Regions from separate parts of the Homo sapiens genome. Here region 2 is linked to region 1. The links are chromatin loops, found by intact Hi-C in ENCODE. Cell type or tissue: heart left ventricle. All regions are shown on one strand. Each heading gives the region's core, and the rest is flanking DNA. Links, peaks and the distances in the headings are about the cores only. Region 1 has its middle 15 kb from the start of TLE6. Region 2 holds the start of LOC124904615 (a long non-coding RNA gene).

Region 1 (5,371 bases), core at 104-5,103:
GCCTCTGAGTGAGTGGGGCCATAGGATGAGTATCAGCAGAGGAGGGACGGGATCTTACCTAACTTTTTTTTTGAGTCTCTACAAAAAATACAAAAATTAGGGGAGCATGGTGGTACACACCTGTTGTTCCAGCTACTTGGGCAGGGCTGAGGCAGGAGGACTGCTTGAACCTGGGAGGTTGAGGCTGCAGTGAGCTATGATCGTGCCACTGCACTCCAGCCTGGGCAACAGAGCAAGACCCTGTCTCAAATAAGAAGACAGAGAGCGGGCAGCGAGATGGGGGGCAGGGTGGGGGTGTAGCAAAGCTCCGTCCTCTATTATTGCATGGAATCAAAAATCACCATTGCAAATCCAAAAATAGAACGCTGAGCTTTAGTTTTTTTTTTTTTTTTTTTTTTTTTTTTTTTAGACAAGGTCTCGCTCTGTAACCCAGGCTGGAGTGCAGTGACACAATCTTGGCTCACTGCAACCTCAGCCTCCCAGTTTCAAGAGATTGTCCTGCCTCAGCCTGTTGACTACCTGGGATTACAGGCATGCGCGACCATGCCCGGCTAATTTTTGTTTTGTTTCGTTTTGAGATGGAGTCTTGCTCTTGTCACCCAAGTTGGAATGCAGTGGCACGATCTCGGCTCACTGCAACCTCCGACTCCCGGGTTCAAGCAATTTTCCTGCCTCAGCCTCCCGAGTAGCTGGGATTAGAGGTGCGCGCCATCACTCCCGGCTAATTTTTTTATTTTTAGTAGAGACGGGGTTTCGCCATGTTGGCCAGGCTGGTCTCGAACTCCTGACCTCAGATGATCCGCCTGCCTCCGCCTCCCAAAGTGCTGGGATTACAGGCGTGAGCCACCGTGCCCGGCCCTAATTTTTATATTTTTAGTAAAGGTGGGTTTCACCGTGTTGGCCAGGCTGATCACCATGTTGGCCACTCCTGGGCTCAAGTGATCCTCCTGCCTCAGCCACCCAAAGTGCTGGGATTACAGGCGAGAGTCACCGTGCCCGGCCTGAGCTTTAGTATTGAGAGTAGCAGTTCTTGGCCGGGCGCGGTGGCTCACGCCTGTAATCCCAGCACTTTGGGTGGCTGAGGCGGGCGGATCATGAGCTCAGGAGATCTAGACCATCCTGGCTAACACGGTGAAACCCCGTCTCTACTAAAAACATAAAAAAATTAGCCGAGCCTGGTGGCGGGCGCCTGTAGTCCCAGCTACTTGGGAGGCTGAGGCAGGAGAATGGCGTGAACCCGGGAGGCGGAGCTTGCAGTGAGCCGAGATCGCGCCACTGCACTCCAGCCTGGGAGACAGCGAGACTCCGTCTCAAAAAAAAAAAAAAAAAGAGAGTAGCGGTTCTCAAACCGTGGTTCCCTGAGTGGCGGCAGCAGCATTGTCACCTGGGAGCTTGCTAGGAATGCACGTTTTCAGGCCCCAGGCCCAGATTTGCTGCCTGAAAAAGTCTTAGGTTGGGGGTCCACAATCTGAGTTTTAACACCCCCCGCCCCAGGTAATTGTGATGCACACTCAAATTTAAGAACCACTGACTTAAAGATATGAAAGTCTTTGGGAGGCTGAGGTGGGAGGATCGCTTGAGGCCAGGAGTTCAAGGCCACTCTGAGCAACACAGCGAGACCCCATCTTTGCAAAAAGAGAAACAAAAACAGAAGAGGCCGGCCGTGGTGGCTCATGCCTGTCATCCCAGCACTTTGGGAGGCCGAGACGGGCGGATCAGGAGTTCGAGACCAGCCTGACCAACATGGTGAAACCCTGTCTCTACTAAAAATACAAAAATTATCCGGGCATGGTGGCGCCTGTCTGTAATCCCAGCTGCTCAGGAGGCTGAGGCAGGAGAATTACTTGAACCCGGGATGCGGAGGTTGCAGTGAGCCAAGATCGCACCACTGCACTCCAGCCTGGGCGACAGAGCGAGACTTCGTCTGAAAACAACAACAAACAGACAAGAGGAACATTCTTCTGATGAGGGAAATTTCCTTCTTTCTTTCTTTCTTTTTTTGATACGGATTCTGTCGCCCAGGCTGGAGTGCAGTGGCGCCATCTCAGCTCATTGCAAGCTCCGCCTCCTGGGTTCACGCCATTCTCCTGCCCCAGCCTCCCGAGTAGCTGGGACTACAGGCGCCCGCCACCACACCCGGCTTATTTTTTTGTATTTTTAGTAGAGACGGGGGTTTCACCCTGTTAGCCGGGATGGCCTTGATCTCCTGACCTCGTGATCCGCCCGCCTCGATCTCCCAAAGTGCTGAGATTCCAGGCGTGAGCCACCACACCCGGCCTAGTGATGGAAATTTTCTAAAATTGGATTGTGGTTATGGTTGTGCAGTTGGACACATTTGCTAAAAGTCATTGAACAATATGCTTTAAATGTATGACGTCATCTTATGTAAATTACGTCAACGAAGCGCTCATATAACATTTGACCTGTAGGGGGTAGCAGAGACCATAAGTTCAATTCAGAACAGCCCCTCCCTGCCTTGAGAGTCTCAATGGGATGAACCCATCCCTTTCACTTAGGAGTCCTGATTGGAATGAAGAATTGGGCAGCTGGGAATTTCCCCTCAATAGCCTAAAATGCCTTGTTTAACTAACTGTGGCCACACTCAGTTCTAAATTTATACCAATTAGCTGGGGGAGTTGAGTCTCTTGACCACGGAACCAGGAGAAGCCACATCCCCTCTCCAAGCCCGGAAGAGATGGTTCTCTTCTTTTTTTTTTTTTTTTTTAAATGGAGTCTCACTCCATCGCCCAGGTTGGAGTACAGTGGCATGATCTCGGCTCACTGCAGCCTCCGCCTCCTGGGTTCAAGAAATTCTCCTGTCTCAGCCTCCCGAGTGGCTGGGACTACAGGTGCCCACCACCACGCCCAGCTAATTTTTGTATTTTTAGTAGAGACAGGGTTTCACCTTGTTGGTCAGGCTGGGCTTGAATTCCTGACCTTAGGTGATCCACCCGCCTCAGCCTCCCAAAGTGCTGGGATGACAGGCGTGAGCCACCGCGCCTGGCCTTCTTTTTTTTTTTTTTTTTTTGAGACAGAGTCTCCCTCTGTCACCCAGGCTGGAGTGTGGTGGTGCAATCTTGGCTCACTGCAACCTCCACCTTCCAAGTCCAAGCGATTCTCCTGCCTCAGCCTCCCAAGGAGCTTGGATTACTGACATGCACCACCATGCCTGGCTCATTTTTGTATTTTTAGTAGAGATGGGGTTTCACCATGTTGGCCAGGCTGGTCTCGAAATTCCGACCTCAGGTGATTTGCAAGCGTCAGCCTCCCAAAGTGCTGGGATTACAGGCTTGAGCCACTGCACCTGGCCCGAGGGGATGGTTCTTAAAGGGTAAAATGTAAACTACGATCCACAGCTTGACCTTCAAAAGACTCCAATCCTTTACTTTCTTTTTTTGTTTTTTATTTATTTATTTTTTGTAGAGATGGGATCTTGCTATGTTGCCCAGCTGGTCTCGAACTCCTAGGCTCAAGCAAGCCTCCTGCCACAGCCTCCAGAGTAGCTGGGACTGAGGGTGTGAGCTACCATAACTGGCCTTGATGGGAACCAGTGTCCAGAGGAAGTGCAGGGCCCCATCAGGCCCAGGCATGCCATAGGGGCAAAGCTAGCGTGGACCCTCGCAACTGAGACATCCAAGGAAAGCAGACACCAAAAAACATGCATGTGGGTGGGTTAAAGTGCTCCCCACTCTGGCCAGGCACGGTGGCTCACTCCTGTAATCCCAGCACTTTGGGAGGCTGAGGCGGGTGGATCACTTGAGGTCAGGAGTTCAAGCACAGGCTGGCCAACATGGTGAAACCCTGTCTCTACTAAAAATACAAAAATTAGCCGGGCATGGTGGCGCGCACCTGTAATCCCAGCTACTCAGGAGGCTGAGGCAGGGCAATTGCTTGAACCTGGGAGACGGAGACTGCAGTGAGCCGAGATCACGCCACTGAACTCCAGCTTGGGCGACAGAGCGAGACTCCATCTTAAAAAAAAAAAAAAGTTCTCCCCACTCAGTCATCTCCTTCTAGCAATAATTTACAGAGCCCGTCCAGGACAGACAAGGAAGAATGAAACAAACAAGAAAATATCACAGGGTGGTGGGACGATTAGGAAAACTCGGGAAAGATGGAGTGATTTAAATCAGAGAAGTGTCTGCTGGGTGCGATGGTTCACACCTGTAATCCCAGCACTTTGGGAGGCTGAGGCAGGGGGATCACCTGAGGTCAGGAGTTTGAGACCAGCCTGGCCAACATGGCAAAACCCCATCTCTACTAAAAAAAAAAGTAGACTGGGCGTGATGGCTCATGCCTGTAATCCCAGCACTTAGGGAGGCCGAGGCAGGCGGATCATGAGGTCAGGAGATCGAGACCATCCTGGCTAACACGGTGAAACCCCGTCTCTACTAAAAATACAAAAAAAAAAAAAAATTAGCCGGGCATGGTGGCAGGTGCCTGTAGTCCCAGCTACTTGGGAGGCTGAGGCAGGAGAATGGCGTGAATCCAGGAGGCGGAGCTTGCAGTGAGCCGAGATTGCGCCACTGCACTCCAGCCTGGGCGACAGAGCGAGACTCCATCTCAAAAACAAAACTAAACAAAACAAAAATTAGCTGGGCATGATAGTGCGCCCCTGTAATCTCAGCTACTCAGGAGGCTGAGGCAGGATAATCACTTGAACCCAGGAGGCAGAGGTTGCAGTGAGCCAAGATCACACCACTGCGCTCCAGCCTGGGCAAAAGAGAGAGACCCTGGGTCTCAAAATAAATAAATAAATAAATAAATAAATACAATAAGAGAAACATCACTGAGAAGAGATTTGTTAATTGAATTCTGGATGACAGAGGGTGTTCGATTGAAGAGGGGATAAAGAAAGACTCAAACACCCAGGAGTTCGAGACCAGCTTGTGCAATATAGGGAGACCCTGTCTCTGCAAAAACAAACAAAAATTACCTGGGCGTGGTGGCAGGGGACTGTAGTTCCAGTTACGCAGGAGGCTGAGGCCAGAGGATCGCTCGGGCCTGGAAGTTTGAGGCTGCAGTTAGCTGTGATCACCCTACTGCACTTAGCCTGTGAGTCTCAGTCCCTGTCTCAAAAAAAAAAAAAAAAATAGAGGCTTGAACATGAATAATTATTCATCAGTGACCCTATGTTGAACCAACAAAGCTGCCCCCTGATTCTGGACCATCAGAAACTGTGAGATAATAAATGTTGATTGTTTCAACAATTCGTGTAAATGGCCCAGCAAGTTTAGGGGCAATTTGTTACACAGCAATAGCTAACTAATGTCTCTGGATTTCTTTTGAGAGGAAAGCCAGGTCCAGGAGATTCAAAACCCACTTCTTTTTTTTTTTTTTTTTTTTTTGAGGTGGAGTCTCACTCTGTCAC
Region 2 (5,359 bases), core at 1-5,000, 160 kb after region 1:
CTGGGGACAAGGGAGTGAGACGGGGAGGAGCCCAGGTCCCAGGCCAGCCTGCCCCTCACCTTCCAGGGCACCTGTGGGGACATCATGCCCTCCGGGCCTCCGTTTCTGTAAGCTGCGGATGTGGGACCTCTGCAGCCTTCCTTCAGTTATTTTTTCCTTTTGAAAAAAAATTGTAAAATACAGATAAATTTCTAAGTGCACAGCTCAGCGGCATTAAGTGTATCCACACGGTTGTGCAGCCATCACCACCATCCTCTCCAGAACTTGTATCTCCCCAAATTGAAACTCTGTCCCCATGAAACACTCCCCGTCCCCCTCCCCAGCCCCTGGCACCCCCCATCCTACCTTTTGTCTCCCTGAATCTGACAGCTCTATGGACCTCCTAGGAGTGGAACCATGCGGGGTGTGTCCTTCTGTGTCTCTGGCATCTCTCACTGAGCATGATGTCCTCAAGGTGCATCCACGCTGAAGCCCATGTCCGGATTCCCTTCCTTTTCGTGGTTCAGTAATATTCCACTGTGTGGATGGGCCACGCTGTGTTGATCCATCTATCATCGATGGACGTCTGGGTGGTTTCCACCTTGTGGCTGTTGGCAGTCGTGCCGCTGTGCACCTGCGTGTGCAAGCTTCTGTTTGAGTCCCTCCTGTCTGTCCTCGTGTGTGTGCATCCAGAGGTAGCATTGCTGGGTCCTCTGGTCTTTCTTTTTTTGGATGCACCTTGAGGAGTCTCGCTCTGTCGCCAGGCTGGAATGCAGTGGCGCGATCTCGGCTCACTGCAGCCTCCACCTCCCGGGTTCAACCAATTCTCCTGCCTCAGCCTCCTGAGTAGCTGGGACTACAGGTGCCTGCCATCACGCCCGGCTAATTTTTGTATTTTTAGTAGAGATGGGGTTTCACCATGTTGGCCAGGATGGTCTCCATCTTGACCTCATGATCCTCCCACCTCGGCCTCTCAAAGTGCTGGGATTACAGGCGTGGACCACCGCGCCCGGCCTCTATTTTAATTTTTTGGGGAGCTGCCCGACTTTTCCACAGCAGCTGTGCCATGTCACATCCCGCCAGCTGTGCACAAGGGTGCGATTTCCCCACATCCTCTTTCAGTTTCATTGAGTCCGATAGGCCTGTCCGTCAGGCTTAAGGCCCCTTGCTGTGCCCGATGCTGCCCCAGATACTACAGTGCAGCAGAGAAGGTGGCACTTACCAGCACGACTTCACCTAGGAAGAGAAATGGAGCAGGGAAGTGGGACAGGATGGGGAGATGGTGGCTGTTGCTTTTCTTTTCTTTTTTTTTTTTTTTGAGTTGGGGTCTAGCTCTGTCACCCAGGCTGGAGTGCAGTGGTGCGGTCTCAGCTCACCTCAACCTCTGCCTCCTGGGTTCAAGCGATTCTCCTCCCTCAGCCTCCCGAGTAGCTGGGACTACAGGCGCCCACCACCACACCCGGCTAATTTTTGTACTTTTAGTAGAGACGGGGTTTCACCATGTTGGCCAGGCTTGTCTCAAACTCCTGACCTCTGGTGATCCGCCCGCCTTGGCCTCCCAAAGTGCTGGGATTATAGGCGTGAGCCACAGCGCCCAGCCAATGGTGGCTGATTCTGGTGGGCTGTTCCTGGTGGGCTGTACAGGAAAAGCCTGATAAAGTGGTGCGTGAGTAGCATCCTGGGAGACAGGAAGGGAAGGAGCCATGCTGTGGCCTGAGGGTGAGCCAGGCAGAGGCACAGCTTGTGCAAAGGTCCTGGGGCAGGACCATGCCTGATGTGTTGGAGGAGCAGCGAGGAGGCCCGTGTGGTTGGAGCGGAGGGAGGGGGGGAGGGCAGGGAGGGTTGGTCTTTTACCCTCAGAGGGAGGTGGGAGCCCTGGAGGGACGCAGGCAGAGCAGAGACAGGACCTGACAGGTGCTCACAGGCGGCCTCTGGTGGCTGCTGCTGGGAGGACAGACGGGTGAGGGCGGGAGCCAGGGGACAAGGCTGGTGCAGGTGGCAATGATAGGTGTGGATCAGATGGCAGAAGCAGAGGTGGGTGAGTCAGCTAAGGGGCGTTGAGTGCTGGGGGGAGCTGGGCCCGGCATGGATATCGCAGGTGCATATAGTGCCCCCAGTGGCCAGCAGGAGTCGCCCCAGACAGCTCCTTGCCTGCCCCTAGCCCCCTGCCCATCCTAAAAGGAAAACCGAGGCACAGAGGGTGAGCGTCTTGCCTGAGGCAGCTTGCCCTGACGGCTGGCCAGTCCTTCCTAGGTCCTGACAACAGCCCTAGCCTGTTCAGCTGGGCAGGCAGCTCCAGCACCCCCCGCAGAATCCATAGGACCCGGAGCAAAATGAAAACACAGGGTCCCTGTTTAAAAATTCCGAGGAGGCCGGGTGCAGTGGCTCATGCCTGTTATTCCAGCACTTTGGGAGGCCGAGGCGGGCGGATCGTTTGAGGTCTGGAGTTCAAGACCAGCCTGGCCTACATAGCGAAACCTCGTCTCTACTTAAAATTCAAAAAATTAGCCGGGTGTGGTGGCGCATGCCTGTAGTCCCAGCTACTTGGGAGGCTGAGGCACAATGATCGTTTGAACCTGGGAGGCAAAGGTAGCAGTGAGCCGAGATGATGCCACTGCACTCTAGCCTGGGCGAAGAAGTGAGACTCCTCAAGATAAATAAATAAACAAATAGGCCAGGTGCAGTGGCTCATACCCATCTCTACTAAAAATACAAAAATTAGTCGGGCGTGGTGGCTCACGCCTCTAATCCCAGCATTTTGGGAGGCTGAGGTGGGTGGATCACTTGAGGTCAGGAGTTCGAGACCAGCCTGGTCAACAAGGTGAAACTCCGTCTCTACCAAAAATACAAAAATTAGCTGGGTGTGGTGGCGGGCGCCTGTAGTCCCAGCTACTCAGGAGGTTGAGGCAGGAGAATCGCTTGAACCCGGGAGGCAGAGGTTTCAGTGAGCCAAGATCGTGTCATTGCACTCCAGCCTGGGTGACAGAGTGAAACTTTCTCTAAAAAAAAAGGTGGCTGGGAGTGGTGGCTCACGCCTGTAATCCCAGCACTTTGGGAAGCCGAGGCGGGCGGATCACGAGGTCAGGAGATTGAGACCATCCTGACTAACACTATGAAACCCGGTCTCTGCTAAAAATACAAAAAATTAGCCGGGTGTGGTGGCGGGTGCCTGTAGTCCCAGCTACTTGGGAGGCTGAGGCAGGAGAATGGCATGGACCGGGGAGGCAGAGCTTGCAGTGAGCCAAGATCGCACCACTGCACTCCAGCCTGGGCAACAGGGTGAGACTCTGTGTCAAAAAAAAAAAAAAAAAGCAAAATCTTAGAGTTATTGGAAGTGTAAATTGGTGCATGCACTTTGGCAAAAGATAGTTAATATCTAGGAAATACTTTATAACCCAGCAATTCTACCATTGGGTATTTACCTACAGAAAGCCACACATATAATCACAAAAGACATGTACCAAATGCCCATAGCTGCCCTATTCATTACAGCCCCAAACTAAAATTTAACCAAATGCCCATCAACAGTAGAATGGATGAATAGATTGTAGTTTATTTATCCAGAGGAATAGTCTATGACAATCAGGATTAATGAACCACAACCATGTACACAATATGAGTTAATCACACAAACATCACGTGGAATGATAGAAGCCAGATGTACCTGAACTCATTTTATGTAATTCTGTGTGCATAAAGTTCAAAACTGGCAAAAATTCACCATGATTTTGAGGATTTTTTTTTTTTTTTTTTTTTTGAGATGGAGTCTTGCTCTGTTGCTCAGGCTGGAGTGCAATGGTGCAATCTCGGCTTACTGCAACCTCTGCCTCCCAGGTTCAAGTGATTCTCCTGTCTCAGCCTCCTGAGTAGCTGGAATTACAGGCACCTGCCACCACATCTGGCTAATTTTTGTATTTTAGTAGTGACAGGGTTTCTCCATGTTGTCCAGGCTGGTCTTGAACTCCTGACCTCAGGTGATCCACCTGCCTCAGCTTCCCAAATTTTTGGGATTACAGCTGTGAGCCACTGCGCCTGGCCTGAAAGGTCTAATATTTTAAGCTTCTACTCCCAAGAAATTAGAAAGAGAAGAGCAAACTAAACACAAACTAAAGAGAAAATAATAGAATAGAAATCAATGGAATAAAAAATAGAAAAACAGTATAGAAAAATCAATAAAGCCATAAGCTGGTTCTTTGAAAAAAATTAATGAAATTGATAAACCTTTAGTCTAGATTCACCCTCCAGAGAGAAAAAGAAATTACCAGCAACAGGCACAAAGGAGGGGATATCATTACTCACCCTAAAGAAATTTAAAGGATAATAAGGGAATACTACAAATAAGTGTATGCACATAAATTTGACAACTTAAAGGAAATGGACCAATTTCTCGAGAGACACAAGCTACCAAAACTCACTCAGGAAGAAACAGAAAACCTGAACAGTCCTATACGTATTAAAGAAACAGAATTTGAAGTTAAAGTCTTCTAAAGAATAAAACATTTGGGAGGCTAAGGCGGGTGGATCACGAGGTCAGGAGATCAAGACCATTCCGGCTAACGCGGTGAAACCTCGTCTCTACTAAAAATACGAAAAAATTAGCTGGGCATGGTGGTGGGTGCCTGTAGTCCCAGCTATTTGGGAGGTTGATATAGGAGAATGGCGTGAACCCGGGAGGCAGAGCTTGCAGTGAGCCAAGATCATGCCACTGCACTCCAGCCTGGGTGACAGAGCGAGACTCTGTCTCAAACAACAACAACAATAAAAAATGAAAAATAAAATAAAACTTTAGGCCCAGATGGTTTTAGTGGTGAATCCTATCAAACATTTAAAGAAAAAATAACATCAAATTCTTCACAATCTGTTTCAGAAAATAGAAGAGGATGGAATACTTCCCAACTCATTTTAAGAGGCCAGTATTATCCTGATACCAAAATTAAAGACAGTACAGGGAAATTACAGATCAGTATACTCAAAAACATAGATACTAAAATCCTTAACAAAATATTAGCAAGTGAAATAATGAAATCCAGTGATATACAGAAAGAAAACCACCTCACCACCAGGTGGCATTTATCCCAGGAATACAAGACAAGCTCAACATTGGAAAATCAGTCAATATAACTTGCCATATTAACAGACGAAAGAAAAACTACATGATCATATCAATAGATAAAGAAAATACATTTGATACAATTCAACTTTCATTCATGATAAAAATTCTAAGCAAATTAGGAGTAGAAAGGAACTTCCTCAACCTGATAAAGGGCATCTGTAACAAACCACAGCTAAACAACAACAACAAAAATACTATTGGCCAGGTGTGGTGTCTCATGCCTGTAATCCCAGCACTTTGGGAGGCTGAGGTGGGTGGATCACCTGA

The links. A loop is a pair of places that touch in the nucleus more often than their neighbours do. Peaks named below come from ENCODE experiments on the same cell type or tissue, not always from the same donor. Only the 100,000 strongest peaks of a DNase experiment are listed, where the experiment ranks them.
Region 2: it touches region 1 in a loop (8-fold over the local background); 17 of 110 quality-filtered maps call a loop at or near these places.

The regions. Positions count from the first base shown.
Region 1 is chr19:2,959,830-2,965,200 of GRCh38, forward strand. No RefSeq gene overlaps it. Among named protein-coding and RNA genes, the nearest start is that of TLE6, 15 kb to the right of the region's middle. In heart left ventricle, for the core only: a CTCF peak has its summit at 2,442 (motif pointing right); no DNase peak of the experiment used is centred there.
Region 2 is chr19:3,124,253-3,129,611 of GRCh38, forward strand. LOC124904615 (a long non-coding RNA gene) reads right to left here and starts at 2,379. Exons shown (of 3, transcript XR_007067092.1): 1 at 1,356-2,379; 2 at 346-1,215; 3 at 60-156. In heart left ventricle, for the core only: CTCF peaks have their summits at 1,920 (motif pointing left) and 2,136 (motif pointing right); a DNase peak (open chromatin) is centred at 1,899.